Regions from separate parts of the Homo sapiens genome. Here region 2 is linked to region 1. The links are chromatin loops, found by intact Hi-C in ENCODE. Cell type or tissue: ovary. All regions are shown on one strand. Each heading gives the region's core, and the rest is flanking DNA. Links, peaks and the distances in the headings are about the cores only.

Region 1 (12,368 bases), core at 4,768-7,267:
AGTCACCTCCACCTCCTGGCCCAGTGGCAGGGAGTGGCCACAGCCCGAGCACAGACCTGGCCTCGGCCCTCGTGGGGGCTGACTTGGGCTGCTGGAATTGAAATACATGGGGAGAGCTTATGGCTTCACTGGCGGGACGTCATGAAGTCACTGTGGGCGTCCCCACACTGGGGGGCTGAAAGTAGGTTGAGGTTGATGGAGACATTTCCAGAACTCTTTATCTGCCATTCTAGGCACAGGGATACAGCAGGGAATTGAGCAAAGACCCTGTCCTTGAGGCGATTCTAGTCTTAGTGGGAGAGAGAAGCAATAAACCAGTGGAAAACAGGCAGGTAAAGATGGGTGCATGCATTAGTGTGTGTTTGTATGGGGTCAGTTTAGGTCATGAAGAAAGGCCTCTGTGAATAGGAGACCTGGACCCTGAGAAGGATTCAGCCTTGTGATGATCTGAGGAATGAGGACAGGTGGGGCCCTGGGGAGAGAGGGAGGCCAGGTGAGTGCTGTGAGGTGGAGGAGCAGTGAGTGTCCCAGTCGCTGGAGAGGCCAGCGTAGCTGTAGCAGAGAGAGGGTGTGAGTGAGAGGTGTGGTCAGAGGGGGCCGGCTCCGGTCAAGGGTGTGATTCTATGTAGACACATTGAGAAGCCATTGGAGTATTTTTAGACAGGGGATGGAGGTGATCTGATTTTCACTTTAAAAACGCCACCCTGGCGGCTATGTGGAGTCAGATGGGGCAGACGCAGTGGCGGAAATGGAGAAAGAGTCAGTTGTTGCCTATTAAAGGCACACAGTGGCTTGAGCCACTGAAGGTGGCAGCAGTGAGCTGGAGGGGCTATTCTGAAGGTAAGGCCGGCTGGAAATGCCTTTGAAGGGGGTGGGAGCAGATGGGGCCTGGGTTTCAGCCTGAGCAGCCAGGTGAATGGTGGCAATGAACCTGAGTTCTGTCTTGGCGTGAGTTTGTACAAGATGCCCACGAGACAGTCAAGTCGCCTGTGTTCATTTGCATGGACAGGCCTTGAGTCCCAGGAGAGGTGGAGGCTCTAGGTATACATTTAAGACACACTGGCTTACAGATGACTTATATTAAAGCCGTGAGACCAGCTGCGGGTGGCTACGAGGAGAGGAAAGTGCCAAGGTTTGGGCCTGGGGACCTCCAATCTTCAGAGATCCAGAGGAGGCGACTGAGATGGAATGGGTGGGAAGGAAGGAAAGGACAGTGGAGAATCTGGGAAACCCAGCATTGTCGCTCTTTCTCATAGTCCCCACCTGTCCATCAGTAAGCACGGCTTCATCCTGAATCCAGCCTCGCTCACCCTCTCTGTGGCTGCCGCCTCACCGGGGCACCATTCTTGCCCTGTTCCCCACATCCCTGAGAACTTGGACTCCGATTGCATCTCTTCCCTGCTCAGAGCCCTGCCGCGGCTTCCCATCAGTCGCTCACTCCACCCCTTCCCGGGGGCCCAGCCTGCCTCCTGGTCCCACCTGCTTGCTCTGTCCCAGCCCACTGTCCCCCTCAGCAATCTTGGTCCCACCTGGGCATCCCACACTTGCTGTTCCTTCCCTGTGGCATGCTCTTGCCAAAGACATTTGTGTGGCTTGCTCCCTTATGTCCTTCAGGTTTTGGGTCACTCATCATCTCCTCAGCAAGACCTTCTTGTTACTGTGTGTAAGACAGCTCCCACCCTCCGGGCCCCTATCCTATGCCCTTTATCTTTAGGCACCAGGAATTAGGGTCTGTGATTGTTCCCTTTAAGTGTGTCTCCCCCAGCTAGGGTGTAAGCTCCATGAGGCCAGGCATGGTGAGTGAGTCCTTTTCCCGATGTCCCATAGCATCTGAAGCTGAAGTCAACAGTCTGCCAACCTATATTGAGGGAATAGTTGAGGAATGGGTGAATGTTGATAAGAAGCAGTGAAAAAAAGCATTCCCAAGGAGAGGGGCTGATCCCAAGGAGAGGGGCTGATCAACTGTGCCAGTGTGGCCGGGAGTTGAGTGGAGGGAAGACTGGACCCTGACCATTGGGTTTGGCCATGGGAAGCGGCTGGCAACCTTGATGATGATGTATGTGAAGATTGGAGATAAAAGTCATATTGGAGTGGGTTAGAGAGATTGGAGGTGAAGAGACAGTATGGCCCGTGCAGACAGCTCTGGGTAGGGGTTAGTTCTGGAAGGAGATGTGGACTCAAAGGAAAGTTTTTAAAGATGAGAGAGATAACGGCTAATCTAATTAAATTCTAATTTGATTAGCTAATTCAAGTAGTGAATTCTGATTAAATGCATCCAATCAAAGAGGGAGATATAAGCTAATTTAATCAAATTCTGGCACGGCCCACAGAGCAGGTGTCATGAACCCCGTGTTATGCATCAGGAAACCATGGGAGATAGCTCAGGGCCGCACAGCTGGTGCTGGGTAGAGCTGGGCTGGAACCCACCTTCTAAATGGAAGCCTGACGCACTTTCTTCCAGCACATCAAATACGAAATCCGGACGTATAAACCAGACAATTCATAAAAGAGAAAATACCAGAAGGAAACAAATATTGAAAAGTATTCAGTCTCACTCATCATCAAAGACATGCAAATCACAAATCAAGTCATCTTTTTCTGAATTAATAACCCAAATGATGGTACCCAGTGGTGCTTAGGTGCGGTAAAACCAGCGCTTGTCCGATGCACCGTTCGCGTGGTAAACTGACGCATTCAGGCTCTTGGGAAGCAATCTGATGATATGTAGTAGCTGGTTCTGTAAATCCACCTTTGAGAATTTAGGCGAAGGAAGTAACGTTCTATATGTCAAGATGTGCATTGCAGAGGGATTTATAAAGGTGAATATTTGGAAGAAATAAGAGAATCCACAATAGAGACCTTGCTAAGTAAACGGTGGTGCTCACGTATGATGGGACATTATGGACACACTAACAGCACTCTTTATGTTGGCTGAAAATGGCACTGAAACTGATGATAGGGTCATGGTTAAGGAAAGAATGCAAGACCCAAAGTTTATACTGACAATCATTGCAGCTATTTGTAAGGACAGTTTTAATACTAATTCCAGCAATACATGTTTTTATTCCCTGTCCTGGAGTAGGAGAAAGCCTATATTCCCAGGCTGAATGTTCTACACATTTACCACTGTATATGCACATAGGGACAGTGTAACCTGTCTATACCACCGTAGTTCCAGTCCTAACTTTCTGAATTCTGTTTAAAGACCTTCTCTAACAAGCTATGGGAATTTGGCTTCCTACTTTTTTTTTTCTTTTTTTTTTTTTTTTAACAACAGCAGTGTTTTGGGTGATAATTCTGGATTGATACTTATTCCTTTTTCTGGGTTTTGTTGGCTTTTTGAAAAATTGTCTTTCCAACTTATAATTGGTGAGTGGCTTGGTAGCAAAGTAAGATTTTTTTTTTTTTTTTTAAAAAGAGGACAGAAAAATTGAACTGCAGCTTGAGGACATATTCTTTTTTCCTACTTTGTCATTGAAAATTGAGGAATCACGTTTAACTGTTTTAGGTGTGTGTGGCCAAAGAGTGAGCAAGGACTATGTTTCTGGATTGTCAAAGAGGATGCTTAATCTTAAAAATAAAGATAAATGTACAAATCATCTTATAATTAAAAAAAAACTTTCATATGGAAAAAAAGACTGAGAAATACACGTAAATAGCGTGGCTCTGTTAGGACGGTGGTGAGATTGTGGCGGATTTTATGCCCTCCCCTCGTGCTCCAGCCATCTGTGATACGATTTCACAGTAATAACTTAGGTGGGTACTTTCACATCACTGCACCCGTGCGTCCCCGGATGCCGCTGGCATTTGTGGCAGGCCCTCCGCCCGCATTGTGTTGCAGCCGCGGACCAGGTGCCCTTGATGGAGGACCTGGAGCAGATCTTCCTGCGCTCTTGGCGCGAGTCGCACCTGACCGAGATCCGGCAGTACCAGCAGGCGCCGCCGCAGCCCTTCCCGCCCGCGCCCAGCGCCGCGGCACCCGTGACCTCCGCGCAGCTGCCCTGGCTGGCCAGCCTGGCCGCCAGCTCCTGCAACGACAGCGTGCACGTCATCGAGTGTGCTTACTCCCTGGCCGAGGGCCTCTCCGAGATGTTCCGGCTGTTGGTCGAGGGCAAGCTTGCCAAGACCAACTACGTGGTCATCATCTGCGCCTGCCGCAGCGCGGCCATCGACTCCTGCATCGCCGTCACCGGTGAGCTCTGGGCCGCGCGGCTGCGGGAAAGCCCCCTGAACGGTGTTCCCGGTCCCCTCCTTTGGTGGTTCTCTCCCTTTCTGTCTAGGGTGGCCCGGGTTTGCAGCAGCAGTTAGCACCTGCGGTTTGTGCTCAGTAGCTGGCTTCAGAAGGCAGCCTTGACTAGTGACTTAGTTACAATCTCATCCCTGCTCTGAGTGGCTGGTGAGGTTAGCCCTGGGGTCAGCTTGGGAATGTGGAAAGACCCTGTTGAAAACCTGGCTCCACCACGTGGGTGGTCACTCACACCAGGATGGCCCTGTTTCTTCACTGATCTATTGGAGATAAGAAACAATGCCCTTGTTGTGTTGTCTGTGTTCAGGAGCCAATTAATTTTTTGAGACAAGGTCTCACTCTGTTGCCCAGGCTGGAGTGCAGTGGCCTGATCTTGGCTCATTATAACCTCTACCTCCTAGGTTCAAGAGATTCTCCCACCTCAGCCTCCCAAGTAGCTGGGACACGCCCAGCTAATTTGTATTTTTTGATAGAGATGGGGTTTCACCATGTCACCCAGGCTGGTCTCAAACTCCTGAGCTCAAGTGATCCACCTGCCTAGGCCTCCCAAAGTGCTGGGATTACAGGAGTGAGCCACCGTGCCCGGCCAATTGATTTAATTTTAAAAACACCCATTGAGGCCCCACATGTACAGCCACTGTTCTAGAGGCTGGGGGCCCACAGGGAGCAGAGCAGTCTCTACTTGCCTGGAGTGTTCTTTTAGGTGGGGGAGGCAGACACCAAACACGTGAGCTTTCCTGGCCTGCTTAAATCTTCACAAGTGTTGTGCATTTTCAGCCAGAATTTTTTGTACCTTGTAAAATTTACTTTAAAAGTGCAGAATTTAATGCACTTTTTTTTTGAGACAGGGTCTTGCTTTGTCACCTCGGCTGAAGTGCAGTGGCGAGATCTTGGCTCATTGCAGTATCGAGCTCCCGGGCTCAAGTGATTCTGTTGCCTCAGCCTCCATCCGGAGTAGCTGGAACTACTACAGGTGTGCACCACCACACCCAGCTCAGTTTTGTACTTTGGTAGAGACAGGGTTTTGCAATGTTGCCCAGGCTGGTCTCAAACTCTTGGGCTCAAGCAGTCCACCCGCCTCAGTCTCCCAAAGTGCTGGGATTACAGGCATGAGCCACTGTGCCTGGCATTTAATGTACTTTTTAAGTATAGTGTCTGAATTGTCTTTTAGCATTTTTTTTCTTTTTTTTTTGAGATGGAGTCTTGCTCTGTTGCCCAGGCTGGAATGCAGTGGTGCAGTCTCAGCTCACTGCAACCTCCGTCTCCCAAGTTCAAGCAATTCTTTTGCCTCAGACTCCTGAGTAGCTGGGACTACAGGCGTGCACCACCATGCCCAGGTAATTTTTGTATTTTTAGTAGAGATGGGGTTTCACCATGTTGGCCAGGCTGGTCTCAAACTCCTGACCTCAGATGATCCACCTACCTCAGCCTCCCACAGTGCTGAGATTACAGGCAAGAGCCACCGTGCCCGACCAGCGTTCTTTAATCTTAAACCCATTCTGTGTTTTTTGTTGTTGTTTGTTTGTTTTTGAGACAGAGTCTCGCTCTGTCGCCCAGGCTGGAGTGTAGTGACACTTTGTAGGCTCACTGCAAGCTCCGCCTCCTGGGTTCACACCATTCTCCTGCCTCAGCCTCCTGAGTGGCTGGGACTACAAGGCACCCGCCACCACACCCGGCTAATTTTTTTGTATTTTTAGTAGAGACGGGGTTTCACCGTGTTAGCCAGGATGGTCTCGATCTCCTGACCTTGTGATCTGCCTGCCTCGGCCTCCCAAAGTGCTGGGATGGCAGGTGTGAGCCACTGTGCCTGGCCTTTTTTTTTTTTTTTAAATAAATTATTTACCTTGATGTGAGTGGGACTTGCAGTAGTAGACCCTGAGCCTCTGCCATGTGTCAGGCACCATTGTCTTGTGTCACCTGACAGCAGGCCTGGGAGGTAGATCCAGCTGTTAGCCACAGATTCCAGATGGGAAATGTCAAGTCTAGAAGGGTTAAGGGACTAGTCTAGGGCTACACAGCCCGTAAGCAGGGAAGATACAATGGGTACTGTGAAATCTGTTTGCTTTCCAGGAAAATACCAAGCCCGGATTCTTTCCGAGAGCCTTCTCACTCCTGCGGAGTACCAGAAGGAAGTCAATTACGAGCTGGTTACGGGGAAGGTAGACTCGCTGGGGGCCTTCTTTAGCACCCTCTGTCCAGGTAGGCTTGTCGTGAGACAGGTGCACATGCGTATGTTAATAGGACAGTAATCAGTGCCGGGGGAGGTCATCTCTGCCTCACCCTGCCTGTGACCTGCTAAGGCTGGCCTCCACTGCAGAGTGCCCCTCATTCTGTGCACTTGCACTTCTGTCCCTTTCTTTTCTTGAGTGACAGCTGCGGGTTCTGGCTGGCCATCTCTTCCTGCTTGAGCTGTAGAGTTCTCCTGAGAGGTGGAGGGCACCTTGTGGGTTCTTCTTCATGGGGTACACAAGGCCCTTGTGCCTGTTCCTCTCCACCTTTCCAGCCTTGGTGGCCTCTCTTCCCTGTCTCCCCTTTTTGCTGGAGAGTTCCGCATCCCTCGTGCTCTGGGCTGTGAGCATCCTTCTCCCTTGTTGGCCTAGCTACCCACCCCTCAAGACTCATCTCATGTCCCCCTAGAAAGCTTCTCAGACCCTTCGTTTTCCAGATGGGCTTGGGACCTTCCCCTTCATCCTTTACCATGTTGTTCTTCCTTCTGCCCTAGCACCTGCTATGTCTGTGTGGGGGGAGCTCACTCTGGCAGTGTGTCTTCATCCTGACTAGGCTGAGACCCCTTGACAGGACGGGCCATGTCCTCCTCTTTACCTTCATGACTCCAGGCCTCGGGACAGTACCTGACACTAACTGCGCTGTAGATGTTTGCTGAATTTCACTGACATCAAAAACCCATTTGTTTATTCTGTCTTGGGCAGAGGGTGACATTGACATTTTGCTGGACAAATTTCACCAGGAAAATCAAGGCCATATTTCTTCCTCACTCGCTGCCTCTTCTGTCACTAAAGCAGCATCCCTGGATGTCAGTGGGACACCGGTGTGCACAAGTGAGTGGTGAAAAGGAATCTCCCAGGGTGGAGAGGGTACAAAGTAGTGATGAGGGGCAGGGTCAGTGGGCGCAGGTGTGCACAGTGAGAGGGGCCATGGCGCAAGTGTGCACAGTGAGGGGGCAGGGGCACAGATGTGTATAGTGAGGGGGGACGGGGCACAGGTGTGTACAGTGAGAGGTGGCAGGGACGCAGGTGTGCACAGTGAGGGGGGTGGGGGCACAGGTATGCACAGTGAGGGGGTGGGGCACAGGTGTGCACAGTGAGGGGGTGGGGGCACAGGTGTGCACAGTGAGGGGGTGGGGGCACAGGTGTGCACAGTGAGAAGGGGTGGGGGCACCAGTGTGTACAGTGACGGGGGTGGGGCACTGGTGTGTACAGTAAGAGGGGGCGGGGCTGCAGGTGTATACAGTGAGAGTAGGTGGGGGCACAGGTGTGTACAGTGAGGGGGTGGGGCACAGGTGTGTACAGTGAGAGAGGGTAGGGCACTGGTTTGTACAGTGAGAGGGGGTGGGGGCGCAGGTGTACACAGTGAGGGGGGTGGGGCACTGGTGTGTAAAGTGACAGGGGGCAGGATTGCAGGTGTGTACAGTGAAAGGGGGCAGGGTCACTGGTGTGTACAGTGAGAGGGGTGGGGGCACCGGTGTGTACAGTGAGAGTGGTGGGGGCACCAGTGTGTACAGTGAGAGGGGGCGGGGGCGCAGGTGTGCACCGTGAGAGTGGGCAGGGGCACAGATATGCTCAGTGACATGGGGCAGTGGGCATAGCTGTGTGCAGTGAGAGGCGCCAATGGGCACAGGTGTGCACCGTGAGAGAGGGCAGTGGGCACAGGTGTGCTAAGTGGGTGCTGAGGGGACAGAGGGCTCATGTGTGCTCGGTGGGCGATGAGAGGGCACTGGCGAGGGCCTCGGTCTGGCCTGGGAGGCAGCATCCAAGGACTCAGATTGGAGGTAGCAATGTCAGAGGCACATCCACAAGACAGGACATCTTTTAGTGTCACAGTAGACCTGATACCTAATTTAAAATTCAGTCTTTAATTATGACAATCTCATTTAATCTTGAATTGCACATCCATCACTGTCTCTGAGGTGATAGATTTTTCTATGCCAATTTCCTGCCTCTGAGTCTGTTGCTGATGTTTTTTATTCATACAGAGTTCCTAAATGACTGTCGTGTTAGTTTTCTTTTCTGGAGAGTTTGCAGTCCTCTTCCAGAGTCCAGTCTCAGCATCACCTCCCCTGGGATAGGCTCCTTGTCCCCTCTAAGCAGAAGAGACCACTGCCTCCACTGTGCTCCCCAAGTGCTTGGTTCTTATTTTTATTATTAAGTGAAAGATGGTGCATAAAATGATTGCTACCCCCACACCCGCCACTGCTTAGCTGAGAGCAGGGACTTGATAAACGTGAGTTATTCCCCTTTCCCTCATCGCTTTGTGAATGGGGCCGTCTCCCCTGGACAGGTCTCACTGATTCTCTGGCCAAGGGCCTGGCAGTAGCCGTGTGCCCTGGAGCTCACCTGGCATCCTGGGGCTCTGGTTCCAGGTTACAATCTGGAGCCACACAGCATCCGGCCCTTCCAGCTGGCAGTAGCGCAGAAGCTCCTCTCCCATGTGTGTTCCATTGCGGATTCCAGCACCCAAAATCTGGACCTGGGATCCTTTGAGAAGGTGGACTTTCTCATTTGCATTCCCCCCTCAGAAGTGACCTACCAGCAGACTCTGCTCCATGTGTGGCATTCAGGTATGGGGCATTTTGGGGAGAAGTCACGTGTGGAGAAGCTTTGATCTGCCGAAATCCATGTGTGGGTGTTGACACTGTTCTTTGCTATAGAGTGAATAGGGCAAGTATTGCTGCTCTTGTTTTATAGATTGTGAAACTGATGTTCAGAGACAGTGACTTGCCCAAGATTTTAGGATCTGTTGAAGGTAGAGCCAAAACTTGAACTTTCACCATGTCCCACTCAGGCTAGTGACCTAACCACATGTTGCTATCTAGCGTCACTGATATCCTTGTACTTTCAAGGATATCATATTTAACCACAGAGTACACAGATGTCCGGTGTCTTCACTGAAAGGACTCACTCTTTAGTGGTGTCATGTATCGCCCTGTGGCATTCAGACTGAGAGAGGGATTTTGCTGCTGGCAGGACCTTTCGGTTCCCTCTGTCTTACCATGCTTGGGATCAGCTGCTTCATGAAGCTGGTGCCCCTCGGGAGGGCTGCTGTACACACAGCCAAGGCTTGCCTGCGCCCCAGCTCCTGTGCAGGACAGTTATGCAGCTGTAACCTGTGTGGGAGTTTTTTCCCTTCCTTTCCCTGCTCTTGCATCTCTGAGTCTAGCTCAGGACCTGCTGTGTAGGAGTCGCTCCTCAGGTGTCTGTTGAGTGAATGAAACCCAGTGCGCATGTTTGCAGTTACTGATGTATGTTCTTTGTGTTGCAGGGGTTTTGCTGGAGCTTGGTCTGAAGAAAGAGCACATGACGAAGCAGAGGGTGGAACAGTATGTTCTGAAGCTAGACACGGAGGCACAGACAAAATTTAAGGCTTTTCTGCAAAACTCCTTCCAGAACCCGCATACACTTTTTGTCCTAATCCATGACCATGCGCACTGGGATCTTGTGAGGTTAGATTGACTTGATATATGACAAGTTGACATTTTCCTTCTTTGAAGTGATGTATGTGGATGTTCCCGGGGGCTGAGGGTACAAATCCTGAAAAGATGGATGATGTTTGGGCTTGGTGTTTCTAAGCAGATGCCATGGAGGTTTCCCACAATCTTGAGCTGGAAGTTATCTCAGGGATTATCCAGTGTGACCTCTGAAATTTACCATGGTGGAATTTAAGGGCTGGAGAAGGGAAGCGTGTCTCCCAGAGTCACAGGGTGGGGTGGAGTGGGAGGGTGTTAGTGGCAGAGCTGAGACCCCGAATCACAGCCTGATGCCTGATGTGTTTCTTTCATAGTCCACTCAGCAACAAGGAGCCATGCTGGTGTGGGGTGCGGAGGGTCCTAGCAGGAGTAGCTCAGCTTAGCCCTTCCCTGAAAGAGGCTCCGTGGGGGCTCTGGTACCGTGGGTCACCACTGATGCCTGCCCTTCTTTTTTTTTTTTTTTTCCTTTTTTTGAGACGGAGTCTCACTCTGTCGCCCAGGCTGGAGTGCAGTGGTGCGATCTCGGCTCACTGCAGGCTCAGCCTCCTGGGTTCATGCCATTCTCCCACTTCACCCTCCTGAATAGCTGGGACTACAGGCACCTGTCTCCACGCCCAGCTAATTTCGTTTTTGTATTTTTTTTTTTTTTTTTTGAGACAGAGTCTCTCTCTGTCGCCCAGGCTTGGAGTGCAGTGGCACGATCTCCGCTCACTGCAAACTCTGCCTCCCGGGTTCACACCATTCTCCTGCCTCAGCCTCCTGAGTAGCTGGGACTACAGGCGCCTGCCACCACACCTGGCTAATTTTTTGTATTTTTAGTAGAGACAGGGTTTCACCGTGTTAGCCAGGATGGTCTCGATCTCCTGACCTCGTGATCCGCCCGCCTCGGCCTCCCAAAGTGCTGGGATTACAGGCGTGAGCCACCGCACCCGGCTGATGCCTGCCCTTCTTAAGGGGTGATTTGACTCACTCAGTTAAAATGAACATAAACCCAGATGAATTTCAGATGGGCCAAGCCAAGCGCCTGGCAGGATTTCTGGTGGTTTACCGGGATTGGTCATCTCCGTGAGACTGGCCTAGGGGTTGTACCTTCAGACATTTCCACTGATGTAGATGAGGAAGGAGGGGGCTCCTGGGCCAGGTCGTGGAGAAAGCCTTTGATTGTCGCAGATCCACAGATAGCTAGTTAGGCTGGTCAGGACATGAAGGACCTCGTAAAGGGTTTACAATCCAGAATCCATGTGTGGGCTTGGGGGAAATCGGAACATTCCGAAATTATAGAAAGAGCTGTATTGTGAATATTCATTTTGGGAATAGGTTTCTCAGAGTGGCCTCCTGCCATCCAAAGGGTTAAGCACTGATTTTTTTTTTTAATCCCCTAAACTTACAGGAGAGAATGCAAAGGCCTTTGTCCCACGGAAAAGTGCAGAGCTGGGCCTGTCTCCTAGACCCCTTGTCCAAAATGCTTCCCAATCCTTTCCTGCTGCCTTTTAAACTGACTATAGAATTTACTCTTTTACATCTTTTCTGGATCATTTCAAGGTCAGAAGGACTGTGTAAGGAGATAAGTACACAATCAGATGGGGCCAAAGAGGAACAAATGATTCATGGAACATCCCCAGGGTCATATCACTGTCCGATTGGGATAGAAGGAGTGTGTGTCTTGTAAGAAATCCTCTCTGACTACCGTCCCACGCCAGACACATTTTTCCTAAGTAACGAATCTCAGGAGAGCCCCTGACAGCTACCTGAAGTCCAGCCTTTTTTATTTTCTCTATTCTTAGTCAGGGGCAGAGCCATAATCTTTAGTCGTTGGTAAAGTCAGGGGTTAGTTATAAATTTATTCAACTGCTTCACCTTGCAAAATTAGAAAACAATATAGTAATTCCACTGATTGTGTCTTCTCCTCCCTCAGTAGCACTGTTCATAACCTCTATTCTCAAAGTGACCCGTCGGTGGGATTGGTGGACCGATTGCTCAACTGCAGGGAGGTGAAGGAGGCCCCCAACATTGTGACACTTCACGTGACCTCCTTCCCGTATGCACTGCAGACACAGCACACCCTCATCAGCCCCTACAACGAGATCCACTGGCCTGCCTCCTGCAGTAATGTGAGTGCCACGGGGCTGCTGGGCCCTTGTGTAGCAATATCACTTGGGTTTGCAGAAATTACATTTAGTAACAGCCTTGACCAGTGTGGTTGAGGATAATGGGTTCCAGCTCCTTGGATCTTTGGTTCAACCCAGAGTTAGGTTGTAAACCCTTCTTGGTCTTTTTGGTAACCTTCCTGCAGTACGCCAGTTGGCTTCCTCATCTCGGAAGATGTAATGCAGTTTGTGGGACATTTTCTCTGGTGACTGCCGCTTTCTGAGCAGCATGTGGAATGTTTGTTCTATGGCATTGAATGGAGATATTGAA
Region 2 (12,368 bases), core at 5,639-8,138, 430 kb before region 1:
CAGGGTCTCACTATGTCACCCAGGCTGGAGTGCAGTGGCTGGATTAGAGCTCACTGCAGCCTTGAACTTCTGGGGCCAAGGAATCTTCCCGCCTCAGCCTCCTGAGTAGCTGGAGCTACAGGTGCATGCTACTATGCCCAGCTAATTAAAAAACATTTTTTTTAGAGATTGGGTCCTGGTATGTTACCCAGACTAGTCTTGAACTCCCGGACTCAAGCGATCTTTCCACCTTGGCTTTCCAAAGTGCTGGGATTACAGGCATGAGCTGCCACTTCTGGCCCAAGAAAGTGTTTTGAATGGCACTAGCTGTCAGCCTGTCCTGCCACATCTGTGAAATGGCTTGAGCTGTTTCTTCCCATGCCCTCTTCAGAGTGGAGGAAGGAGGGCAGAGCCAGGCCTGTGGCCCGCAGGCCATGAGAATGTGGGTGTGGAGTGGTGGGAAGCAGTTGGCCTGGAGCCAGACAGGACAGGTCCCTGCCACCACAGGGGTGGCTTCAGCATACACCATAAACTGTGCGTCCCCCATCTGTGACATGGGATCATAATGCCTATGTTTTAGGGTTACTGTAAGAGCTAGAAGTACCAGAAACACAGTCAAGCAGAGTAAATGACAGGGCCATTGTGGTGGTTTTACTAGAGGCGAGGCTCTGCAGCCTGTGTCTATGGAGGGAGCTGGGTTCTGGCTGAGTCCTGACCCTCTGCTGTTTCCCCGAGTGGCAAGCTCTGCTGCCTCAGTTTCTGTCTGCGGAAAGAGGGATCGCACAGCTGTACTGCACCTCAACACTTCACGGTCAGTCCCAGCTGGTTAAAGGTTTTGGTAAACAGTACTTTGAAGATGAAAAGAGTTACATAATTTACTTTTGAAATAAAATGCAACAGCTTTGTGAAGATAGTGAGGCTGCAGATTAGAAAATTTGGGTGCTGGTGGCACTGGGAGATACCACATGGCTGGATGCTGATGGCGAGTCTGTAGTATCAGCAAGATGCTTATAATCTCCCATTGGTTGTGACTTACGGAGAGCGAAAGAATAGGGTTACCATATTAATGAATACTTTTATTTTTATTTTATTTTATTTTATTTTTGAGACGGAGTCACACTCTGTCGCCCAGGCTGGAGTGCAGTGGTGCCATCTCAGCGCACTGCAAGCTCCGCCTCCCGGGTTCACGCCATTCTCCTGCCTCAGCCTCCCGAGTAGCTGGGACTACAGGCGCCCACCACCATGCCCGGCTAATTTTTTGTATTTTTAGCAGAGACGGGGTTTCACCATGTTAGCCAGGATGGTTTCGATCTCCTGACCTCGTGATCCACCTGCCTCAGCCTCCCAAAGTGCTGGGATTACAGGCGTGAGCCACCGTGCCCGGCCTAATGAATACTTTTAAATATTGCTTGGGATATACTTCTACTGATAATTATTGGCCAGGTGTAGCGGCTCATGCCTATAATCCCAGTGTGTTGGGTGGTCGAAGTGGGAGGATCATTTGAGGCCAGGAGTTTGAGACTAGCCTGGGCAACATAGTGGGATTCCCTAGCGCTCCAAAAATATAAGAGAAAAAATGAGCCATGTGTGGTGTCTCATACCTGTCATCCCAGCTACTTGGGGAAAGTTACTTGTTTTCGACCTGAAATTAAAATTTAACTGGGTGTCCTGTACTTTTATTTGTGAAATCTGGCAACCCTACAAATAAATCATCTGTAGGATCTCAGGAGCTCCTACTATTGGTCAAATTTTATAAAATGTATATTCAGAATACACAGAATGAGGTGGGATAGAACAGAATTGGTGGGGGGAGGAGTCACAAAAATTAGATTTAAAAATTGAGTTAGTGTTTTAAAAACAGGATTCTATCCAGCCAGCTTCGAGCTACCTTCTGGTGTTGATCAGGCTGTGAGTATTTAGTTCCACTGACTTTTAGCACAGGGCATTGTCTGTTTCAATATCTTCATTTAATTAATGTTTGAAATTATAATAACAGCAGTCTCTTGAGTCGGTGCTACGTGCTTGTAGGCATTTTACAGATAAGCAAATCAAGGTGGAAAGATGGAAAGTGACTTGCCCAAGGGCACTCCAGAGACTCTTGGCTGTCCCCTTCCAGCCCTGGCCGCTGTCTCCTGGGTGCTTGTTCAGCTCCCTAGCTGGCCTCTATTCCCGTGGCGTCACCGAGCTCGGTGCACATGCCTGACTTCCAGCATTGCCCACCCCAGCTGTATCATTTTTACAGTGGAGTTTGTGGGGAAAGGTGGAAGTCAGTAAACAGAAATTCACATCACAGCAATTTTGCAGAACATTCCTGCTTTATAATGTTGGACTTCTCCTTTAAGTGCTTAGCTTTTGACCATAAATCAGAGAAGTCTGCATGGTCTAGAATTCAGTGGGCAGTGAAACCACTAGGAATGTTCCCAATCCTAGGGAGCAGTCCATGAGCGTGGGTGTCTTTGTATTTCTCTTCTGTAACCTGTTTTCGTTCTTTTGAATTCTGAGCAGGTGTTCACTTGCGACCCTTTTCGTCCCTTCCAAATCCGGCAGGTTCTGGTAGCATGTCCTCCCCTCCCACCCACCTGGCTTCTGCGTGCCGCTGTCTGTGGTCTTGGTTTGTATATGTGAGATGGGAGGGTGGCGCGGATGTGGGTGACCCACTGCTGTGTCCCTTAGCACTTGGTAAGATTGGTGTCTTCTTGGTTCATCCTTGCCCTGCAGAAGTGGATCATAGACCTGGCCATGGTAAGTATTATGCTTGAAAAGAAAGTAGGAGGAATAAGCTACCTTGGAGAGAACTTGATAGATATTTATATATATATATATATATTTTTTTTTTTTTGAAATGGAGTTTCACTCTTGTTGCCCAGGCTGGAGTACAATGGCGCAATCTCGGCTCACCACAACCTCCACCTCCTGGGTTCAAGGGATTCTCCTGTCTCAGCCTCTCGAGTAGCTGGGATTACAGGCATGTGCCACCACACCCAGCTAATTTTTTTTTTTAATTGATTCATTTTTGTTTTCTTTTTTTTTTAGTATTTATTGTTATTCTTGGGTGTTTCTTGCAGAGGGGGATTTGGCAGGGTCACAGGACAATAGTGGAGGGAAGGTCAGCAGATAAACAAGTGAACAAAGGTCTCTGGTTTTCCTAGGCAGAGGACCCTGCGGCCTTCCGCAGTGTTTGTGTCCCTGGGTACTTGAGATTAGGGAGTGGTGATGATTCTTAACGAGCCTGCTGCCTTCAAGCATCTGTTTAACAAAGCACATCTTGCACCGCCCTTAATCCATTTAACCCTGAGTGGACACAGCACATGTTTCAGAGAGCACTGGGTTGGGGGTAAGGTTATAGATCAACAGCATCCCAAGGCAGAAGAATTTTTCTTAGTACAGAACAAAATGGAGTCTCCCATGTCTACTTCTTTCTACACAGACACAGCAACAATCTGATTTCTCTATCTTTTCCCCTTTCCCCCTTTTCTATTTGACAAAACCACCATTGTCATCATGGCCCGTTCTCAATGAGCTGTTGGGTACACCTCCCAGACGGGGTGGCGGCCGGGCAGAGGGGTCCTCACTTCCCAGAAGGGGCGGCCGGGCAGAGGCACCCCCCACCTCCCGGACGGGGCGGCTGGCCGGGCGGGGGCTGACCCCCCACCTCCCTCCTGGACAGGGCGGCTGCCGGGCGGAGACGCTCCTCACTTCCCAGACGGGCTGGCTGCCGGGCGTAGGGGCTCCTCACTTCTCAGAGGGGCGGCTGCCGGGCAGAGGGGCTCCTCACTTCTCAGACTGGGCGGCGGGGCAGAGGCGCTCCCCACATCTCAGACGATGGGCGACCGGGCAGAGACACTCCTCACTTCCTAGACGGGATGGTGGCCGGGAAGAGGTGCTCCTCACTTCCCAGACTGGGCAGCCGGGCAGAGGGGCTCCTCACATCCCAGACGGGGCGACGGGGCAGAGGCGCTCCCCACATCTCAGACGATGGGCGACCGGGCAGAGACGCTCCTCACTTCCCAGACTGGGCAGCCGGGCAGAGGGGCTCCTCACATCCCAGACGATGGGCGGCCAGGCAGAGACGCTCCTCACTTCCCAGACGGGGTGTCGGCCGGGCAGAGGCTGCAATCTCGGCACTTTGGGAGGCCAAGGCAGGCGGCTGGGAGGTGCAGGTTGTAGCGAGCCGAGATCACGTCACTGCACTCCAGCCTGGGCAACATTGAGCACTGAGTGAACGAGACTCCATCTGCAATCCCGGCACCTCGGGAGGCCGAGGCTGGCAGATCACTCGCGGTTAGGGGCTGGAGACCAGCCCGGCCAACACAGCGAAACCCTGTCTCCACCAAAAAAATACGAAAACCAGTCAGGCGTGGCGGCGCACGCCTGCAATCCCAGGCACTCGGCAGGCTGAGGCAGGAGAATCAGGCAGGGAGGTTGCAGTGAGCCGAGATGGCGGCAGTCCAGTCCAGCTTCGGCTCGGCATCAGAGGGAGACCGTGGAAAGAGAGGGAGAGGGAGAGGGATCCCCAGCTAATTTTTGTATTTTTAGTAGAGACAGGGTTTCACTGTGTTGGCCAGGCTGGTCTCGAACTCCTGACCTCAGATGATCCACACGCCTCGGCCTCCCAAAGTGCTGGGATTACAGGTGTGAGCCACGGCAGCTGGCCACTAGCAGTTTTAGAATGAAGAATTGAGCATCAGTTAACTAGCTTCTTCTTAGGTTCATAATGGCATGTTGGCCTTGTCCTGGAGAGGGGCTGACTTTTTTTCATACTTGGCTCAGGGCCGAAAATTTCCAAGGGCTCCTGAGGGTGGTTCAGGATGTGTTTGACCACAGACCTCTCCAAGGTGACAGAAGTGAACGTTTCTACCCAACGAGAAAAGGAGGAGAACTAACTGGTGGTCACAGGGCACTGCCTGCCACACGCAGACTCATGAATTTCTTTCCCCTTTCCCCCAACATCTTGTCTGGAAAGTAGACTAGATTCTCTGTTACATTTCTGTTACATTTCAACCCTGTGACTTGGGAGAGCAAATAAGTAGGGTTGCCATATTAACAAGGAACACTTTTTCAGTACGTGTATGTCCAAAATACTGCATGGGTCGAGGTGGGGTGGCTCACGTCTGGAATCTCAGCACCTTGGGAGGCCGAGGCAGGCAGATGACCTGAGGTCAGGAGTTGGAGGCCAGCCTGGCCAACAGGCGAAACCCTGTTCTCTACTAAAAGAAAATACAAAAATTAGCCATGCATGGTGGCGGGCACCTGTAATCCCAGCTACTTGGGAGACTGAGTCAGGAGAATCGCTTCAACCCCGGAGGCGGAGCTTGCAGTGAGCCAGGATCACGCCACTGCACTCCAGCCTGGGTGACAGAGCGAGACTGCATCTCAAAAAACAAACAAAATATTGCATGGGACATACTTGTACTAAAACATTATTTGTTGTTGTTCTGAAATTTAAATTTAACTAGATGTCCTGTATTTTTGTTTGCCAACTCTCACAACCCTGTAAATGAGCCATCTCTATGTTCTCAGTAGGTCTTACTACTGATGAGTTGGGGTGGTTCTAGTTCTATTAGCCCCCATACAGCAGCTGTGAGCCTTCACCCCTGAGGAAACATCCTTCTAGCAGTGTTGAGATACAGGCTTGTCAAGAATGGAGGGATGTGGTGGCTCATGCCTGTTATCCCAGAGCTTTGGGAGGCCGAGGCGTGCAGATCACCTGAGGTCAGCAGTTCGAGACCAGCCTGGTCAAAATGGCGAAACCCCGTCTACTAAAAATACAAAAATTATCTGGGTGTGGTGGCGCATGCCTGTAATCCCAGCTACTCGGGAGGCTGAGGCAGGAGAATCGCTTGAACCCGGGAGGCGGAGGTTGCAGTGAGCCAAGATCAAGCCATTGCACTCCAGCCTGGGCAACAGAGCAAGACTCCATTTCAAAAACAAAACAAAACAAAAGAATCAAGTTCAGGGGTCAAGGGCAACAACAGCTTTTAGGTGTTTGTTCTGTGCCCTTAGCAGTAGTCATCTATTCTAACTATAACATTGATGATATAACATTTCATGGAATATAATTTTGATTCTTTCCTTTATCATGCAAGGGCTGAACACCAGGCTCCGTGCTGTGTCTGCCCATAGCCCTCCTTCACTGACTCAATGAGTGTTCCTCACGCACCTGCTCTGAGGTACCAGGGTCCGGGGCACAAGGTGGCCCAGATCTGAGGGTCGTGGAGCCCCAGTGCAGGAGAACGAGCAGGGCCTTCAGAGCTCACACATGGTAGCAAAACCCCAGAATCCTAGAGAGGAGCGGGTGCTGCTTGAATCAGTGGAAAACCTCCATTGTAGAATGTTCCATTTTTTTGGCTTTCAAATGCAGGTACCCGAGATCGTTCCCCCAGAGGTCCTAAACTGTGCTTTCATGGTTAAATTGATAATTCATATACTCATAGTTTATTCACAAGAAAATGATTAAAGTACTTAAAAATGATCTGCAAGGCCGGGTGCGGTGGCTCACGCCTGTGATCCCAGCACTCTGGGAGGCCGAGACGGGCGGATCACAAGGTCAGGAGATCAAGACCATCCTGGCTAACACGGTGAAACCTCGTCTCTACTAAAAATATATAAAAAAAAATTAGCCGGGTGTGGTGGCGGGCACCTGTAGTCCCAGCTACTCAGGAGGGTGAGGCAGGAGAATGGCGTGAACCCGGGAGGCAGAGGTTGCAGTGAGCCAAGATTGAGCCACTGCACTCCAGCCTGGGTGACAGCAAGACTCTGTCTGAAAAAAAAAAAAAAGCTCTCCGTGACAGCTAAGCATCCCTTCTTTCCAATCCTGTTCCTGGATTAGACTGTTTTACAGAAAAACTTCATAGTCTCCAATTGAATTAATGTGATAAGACATTCCAGGGCTTGGTTGGGGCCCAAACCAACACTACTTCAGGACTGTAAAAATAGCTTTGTTCCTGAAAGATGAATCTGGTAGAATATCTAGCAGGCAAGCTTGTGTTTAACACGAGTGTGTTGTAATGTGGTCTGGGACCCTGATGTGTGTGAACAAAGCCAGCTTCCCCAGCTCTTCCCATTCCGCACCGACTCCTCGCCACCCCGCCGAGCCTGTGTTCTGGCTGGTTCTCTGGTGCGAGCCCTCCCCTGCAGTCCTCCCTCCTCTGCTCTGTCCAGGTCTCCTGATTGCACAAGAGCCCCTCTCCTCACAGGTCTCCCTGCCTGGGGCCAGCCATCCTCCGAGCATCTGCACCCAGCTCTCAGGGTGACTTTAGTCCTGCCACAGGCCTGACCACAGGTTCTTGGTCAACTCCTCTGCCCAAGAGCACTCCCTGCGGTTCCCTTCTCCATAATTCCTTTTTTTTTTCTTGTGAGACAGAGTCTGACCCTGTTGTTCAGGCTAGAGTGCAGTGGTGTGATCTCGGCTCACTGCAACCTCTGCCTTCTGGGTTCAAATGATTCTTGTGCCTGAGCCTCCTGAGTAGCTGGGACCACAGGCACACGCCACCACGCCTGGCTAATTTTTATATTTTTTGTAGAGATGGGGTTTCACCATGTTGGTCAGGCTGGTCTCGAACTCCTGGCCTCAAGTGATCCTCCTGCCTTGGCCTCCCGAAGTGCTGGGATTACAGGCTTGAGCCACTGCACCCTGCCTCCCTTCTCCATAATTCTTCCTTGTCCAAGTGACGCCTTCTCTCCTCCCAAGTCATCCTGGATGCACCTTTATCATCACGTTTGCCAGACTGCATTATTATTAAGGATTTATTCCCTCAGCAAGGATTTGTTGAGTGCCGGCCAGGTGCCAGCACTGTCACAGGTCCTGGGGACCCAGCAGGAAACAGACCGAGTGTTCCCCATGAGCTTTCCTTCTCCAGGGGAGACAGAAGGTAAACAAGCTGCTCTTGTCAAGGCCAGCGGCTTTCATTCGCGCCAGAGCCTGTGGCCAGTTCTCATTCCTCTTCTTCATTCATATCTCGGTAGCTTTTGACACCATCGATCAGGACTCCTTCTTGAATCACTGCCCACCGGGCTTCCAGGAAGCCGTGCTCCCCAGTGTCCCTTCCCCTTGATCCTTTCTGTGTCCTTGCTGGTTCCTCCTCAGCTCCCTGACTTCCGTGTTCCCAGGGCTCCAGCACACACCGCACAGCCAACCACTGGCTACCCTTGCCTGACGACTGAGCCTCTCCAACCTCGCGTGTCCAGAACTGGGTTTCTGATCTCCCACCCTGCCCCTCTCCCACCTTCATCTTAATGTGTCTCAGTTAATGGGAACTCTGTTCTTCCACTGCAAAGGCCAGAAACACCGGAGATTAGAATCACCCTGGATTTCTCTCTTTTTTTTTTTTTTTTTTTTGAGACAGAGTCTTGCTCTGTCACCAGGCTGGAATGCAGTAGCATGATCTTGGCTCACTGCAACCTCCACCTCCTGGGTTTAAGTGATTCTCCTGCCTCAGCCTCCCGAGTAGCTGGGACTACAGGCACGTGCCACCACACCCAGCTAATTTTTGTGTTTTTAGTAGAGATGGGGTTTCACCATGTTGACCAGGACGGTCTCGATCTCTTGACCTCGTGATCTGCCCGCCTCGGCCTCCCAAAGTAGTGGGATTACGGCGTCAGCCACTGTGCCCAGCCAGATTTCTCTTTTTGCCACATCCCATTACCACTCCCTCAGCAAATCCTGTTGGCTTTGCCTTTGAAATATATCCGGAACCTGAACACTTCTCACCTCGTCTGTTTCTACTGCCCTCGTACAAACCCAGGTGACTGCACTAGCCTAACTGGTCTCCCAGGTGTCACCTTGTCTCCCTTCGGTCTACACTCAACCCAGAGACTGGAGTTTCAGCTGCTGAAGAGGCTGATGCTGGCAGGGCTGGTGGTGGTCAGCGTCGAGGATGCTGTGCAGAGCAGCAGGCTTATTTGTGAGGATCTCTTACCTCACTGTATAGCAGAGGCCTGAGCGCACCACCACACAGACTATCAGAATAGCCAGAAATTCAGGGCTGAGGTGCCGCGGCTTGCTGCTGGAGTTTGTTTGTCAGTTCAGAACAGCATAGATTTCCCCAAGCTCTAAAACACAGTATCTCAGTACTTTTTTTTTTTTTTGAGACGGAGTTGCACTCTGTTGCCAGGGCTGGAGTGCAGTGATATGATCTCAGCTCACTGCAACTTCTGCCTCCCAAGTTCAAGGGATTCTCCTGCCTCAGCCTTCCTAGTAGCTGGGATTACAGGCGCCCGCCACTACACCCAGCTAATTTTTTTGTATTTTTAGTAGAGACGGGGTTTCACCATGTTGGCCAGGCTGGTCTCAAACTCCTGACCTTGTGATTCGTCCGCCTCAGCCTCCCAAAGTGCTGGGATTACAGGCCTGAGCCACCGCACCTGGCTCCTCAGTACTTACTTCTCATTGGAGGTGTAGATAGATGAACCTCTGTGGCCAAGCATTGATTCTTTCTCATTCCCAACTTCAAACTAGCTCTGGCCATTAGTTACCCACTGCACGGTGGAATCTGTGAGTTATAAATAAATGTCTTAGTCTGGGCATGGTGGCTCACACCTGTAATCCCAACATTTTGGGAGGCTGAGGCAGGCAGATCACCTGAGGTCAGGAATTTGAGACCAGCCTGGCCAATGTGGCGAAACCCTGTCTCTACTAAAAATACAAACATTAGCCAGGTGTGGTGGCACGTGCCTGTACTCCCAGCTACTTGAGAGGCTGAGACAGGAGAATTGCTTGAACCTGGGAGGTGGAGGTTGCAGTGAGCCAAGATTGTGCCACTGCACTCCAGTCTGGGCAACAGAGTGAGACTCTGTCTTAACTAACTAACTAACTAAATAAATGTCTCACTATTCCATTCTTTTTCACCAAACTTAGGTTTCAACTTTGTACAAATCCATTATTATTTTGACACTCCAGCCTGGGTGACAGAGTGAGACTGTCATAAATAAATAAATAAATGTCTCACTATTGCATTACTTTTCACTAAACTTAGGTTTCAACTTTGTACAATTCCATTATTATTTTGACCTGAAAATTTGGCTTCAAAAATGCTTTGAGTATCTCGTGCTCTTTTGCTTTTTTTTTGAGATGGGAGTCTCACTCTGTCACCCAGGCTGGAGTGCAGTGGCACGATCTCAACTCACTGCAAGCTCCACCTCCCGGGTTCATGCCATTCTCCTGCCTCAGCCTCCCGAGTAGCTGGGACTACAGGCGCCCACCACCACGCCCAGCTAATTTTTTGTATTTTTAGTAGAGACGGTGTTTCACCGTGCTAGCCAGGATGGTCTCGATCTCCTGACCTCATGATCTGCCTGCCTCGGCCTCCCAAAGTGCTGGAATTACAGGTGTGAGCCACCGCACCTGGCCTCTTTTGCTTTTTTAACAAATCGACTCGTGACTTTCTCACATTTTATCTGCAAACAGAATCTATGTACTTTCATCAGCGCGGCCAGTAAGTTTGCACAGCTCCAGTGTCTGTGGAAGACGAGAGACTCAGGAACTGTGAGTGCGCTGACTTGGAGCCTCTCTTCCTATACCTGTGCAAGTAAGAACCGGACTCACATGGTGGGGAGGCCTTTGGTAGCACCAAGTGTCTACGTAGTAGGGTGTTAAGTTGGTGTTGAAGTAACATGGTCCCTGGCGCTTTACTACTTTACAAATGGCTACTCAGCTAGAACCTCCTAAGTGTATCCATGTTTACAAAGATGATTTAATGCAAACTGCTCTCCATTTTCTGTAAAATCCAAGTTGCCAAGAAAAAAAAAAGTGAAAGCCTATTTTTCTCCAAAAACCTGGCCTGATATTAATTAGCTCTGTCTTCTTTGAAAGGATAAAGAGGTTGATTATATTGAATGTACTAATTTATCTTAAGAATTTGAATATAACAGGTTTTAAAATATGAAAATCATACAGTGGCTTTTGAGAATGAATGAAATGTGTAGTGATGGAGATTTTCGGCAGCCACATTGTTTGGTCTCAACTTTAGAATTTTCACTCTTCATTTGGATTCTTACAAAAACTACCTAAAATACATATATGGTATATGTAGGTAGAAACATTTTTATAATTCAGAGCTATCACATTAGTTGGATTTACTAGTTTTAGATATTTTAAGTAGACTTCATCATGGTTCTTCTGCATCTTAAAGGGCTAATGTCTCCATCCATGGTTGCTGGTCTTTATATTCAACAAGTTACTTGTCTTAATTATGTCTTAAAATCAAGACTTTCTTTCTTTTTTCCTTTGACAGGGTCTCGCTCTCTCTCACAGGCTGGAGTGCAGTGATACGATCTTCACTCACTGCGGGTTTCCAAGTAGCTGGGAGTACGAGCACACACCACCACACCTGGCTAATTTTTAATTATTATTATTATTATTTTGAGACACAGTCTCGCTCTGTCACCCAGGCTGGAGTGCAGTGGTGCAATCTCGGCTCACTGCAACCTCTGCCTCCAAGGTTCAAGCGATTCTCCTGCCTCAGCTTCCTGAGTAGCTGGGATTACAGGCACACGCCACCATGCCTGGCTAATTTTTGTATTTTTAGTAGAGACGAGTTTTCACCATGTTGGCCAGGCTGGTTTTGAACTCCTGACCTCAAGTGATCCACCCGCCTTGGCCTCCCAAAGTGCTAGGATTACAGGCATGAGCCACCGCGCCCAGCCAATTTTTTGTAGAGAGGGGTCTCACTATGTTGCCAAGGCTGGTCTCAAACTACTGGGCTCAAGTGTTCATCTCACCTCAGCCTCCCAAAGTATTGGGATTACAGGTGTGAGCCACTGCACCTGGCCCTGTATGTTTTCTTTGGAGAAATGTCTGTTCACATGGTTTGCCCATTTTTTAATTGGGTCATTTGAGTTTCTTACATATTCTGGTCATTAACCCTTGTCAGATGTGTGGTTATTAACAGCCTTTTAAAAAGTTTGTCTGAGAGTCCTTTGTTGGCCGCCTTCCTAACTGAAGTCTTCTGTCTACTTATATGATTGAATTCTTTTATTTAAATGATGATTTAATCAACAACTATTTATGTGGTGTCTGTGTGTAAAGTCTTGGTTTATCAAATGTGTCAACAAAACATTTTATAGGATTTGGCCTCTGCCCTTCAGGGGCTTGCAGTTTAGTTGGAAGGTAGACCAAAAAACTTCTATGTCAATATGTGCTAAATGCAGAATGTGTTAGCAGAGAGTTTTGACAGGCTGGTTTTGGGCTAGGAAAGGCATGCCTTGAGCTGCAGGCAGTGGTCTTCTCTAACTCCCAAGTCACGCCACTCCCTGCTCTTGTGTGTCGGTTTAAACTGTTACTCCAATTTCCTAAATGTTTACTAAGTAAAGGGCTATGGCACACAAATAAACTAAACAAAATAGTTCTAGTTAGACCCTTGGAAAAATCTTCCCCTTTTCTGGGCCTCAGT

Evidence for each region. A loop is a pair of places that touch in the nucleus more often than their neighbours do. Peaks named below come from ENCODE experiments on the same cell type or tissue, not always from the same donor. Only the 100,000 strongest peaks of a DNase experiment are listed, where the experiment ranks them.
Region 2: it touches region 1 in a loop (2.7-fold over the local background); 3 of 110 quality-filtered maps call a loop at or near these places.

Annotation. Positions count from the first base shown.
Region 1 is chr2:11,588,935-11,601,302 of GRCh38, forward strand. GREB1 (growth regulating estrogen receptor binding 1) reads left to right here. Exons shown (of 33, transcript NM_014668.4): 11 at 3,842-4,192; 12 at 6,317-6,445; 13 at 7,177-7,305; 14 at 8,847-9,044; 15 at 9,746-9,926; 16 at 11,866-12,061. Among named protein-coding and RNA genes, the nearest start is that of MIR4429, 54 kb to the left of the region's middle. RefSeq lists a silencer at 9,676-9,880. In ovary, for the core only: no CTCF peak of the experiment used is centred there; no DNase peak of the experiment used is centred there.
Region 2 is chr2:11,161,541-11,173,908 of GRCh38, forward strand. It overlaps SLC66A3 (solute carrier family 66 member 3), which reads left to right. Exons shown (of 7, transcript NM_152391.5): 4 at 2,664-2,721; 5 at 10,385-10,505. Among named protein-coding and RNA genes, the nearest start is that of SLC66A3, 12 kb to the left of the region's middle. In ovary, for the core only: no CTCF peak of the experiment used is centred there; a DNase peak (open chromatin) is centred at 7,141; H3K4me3 peaks cover 306 bases.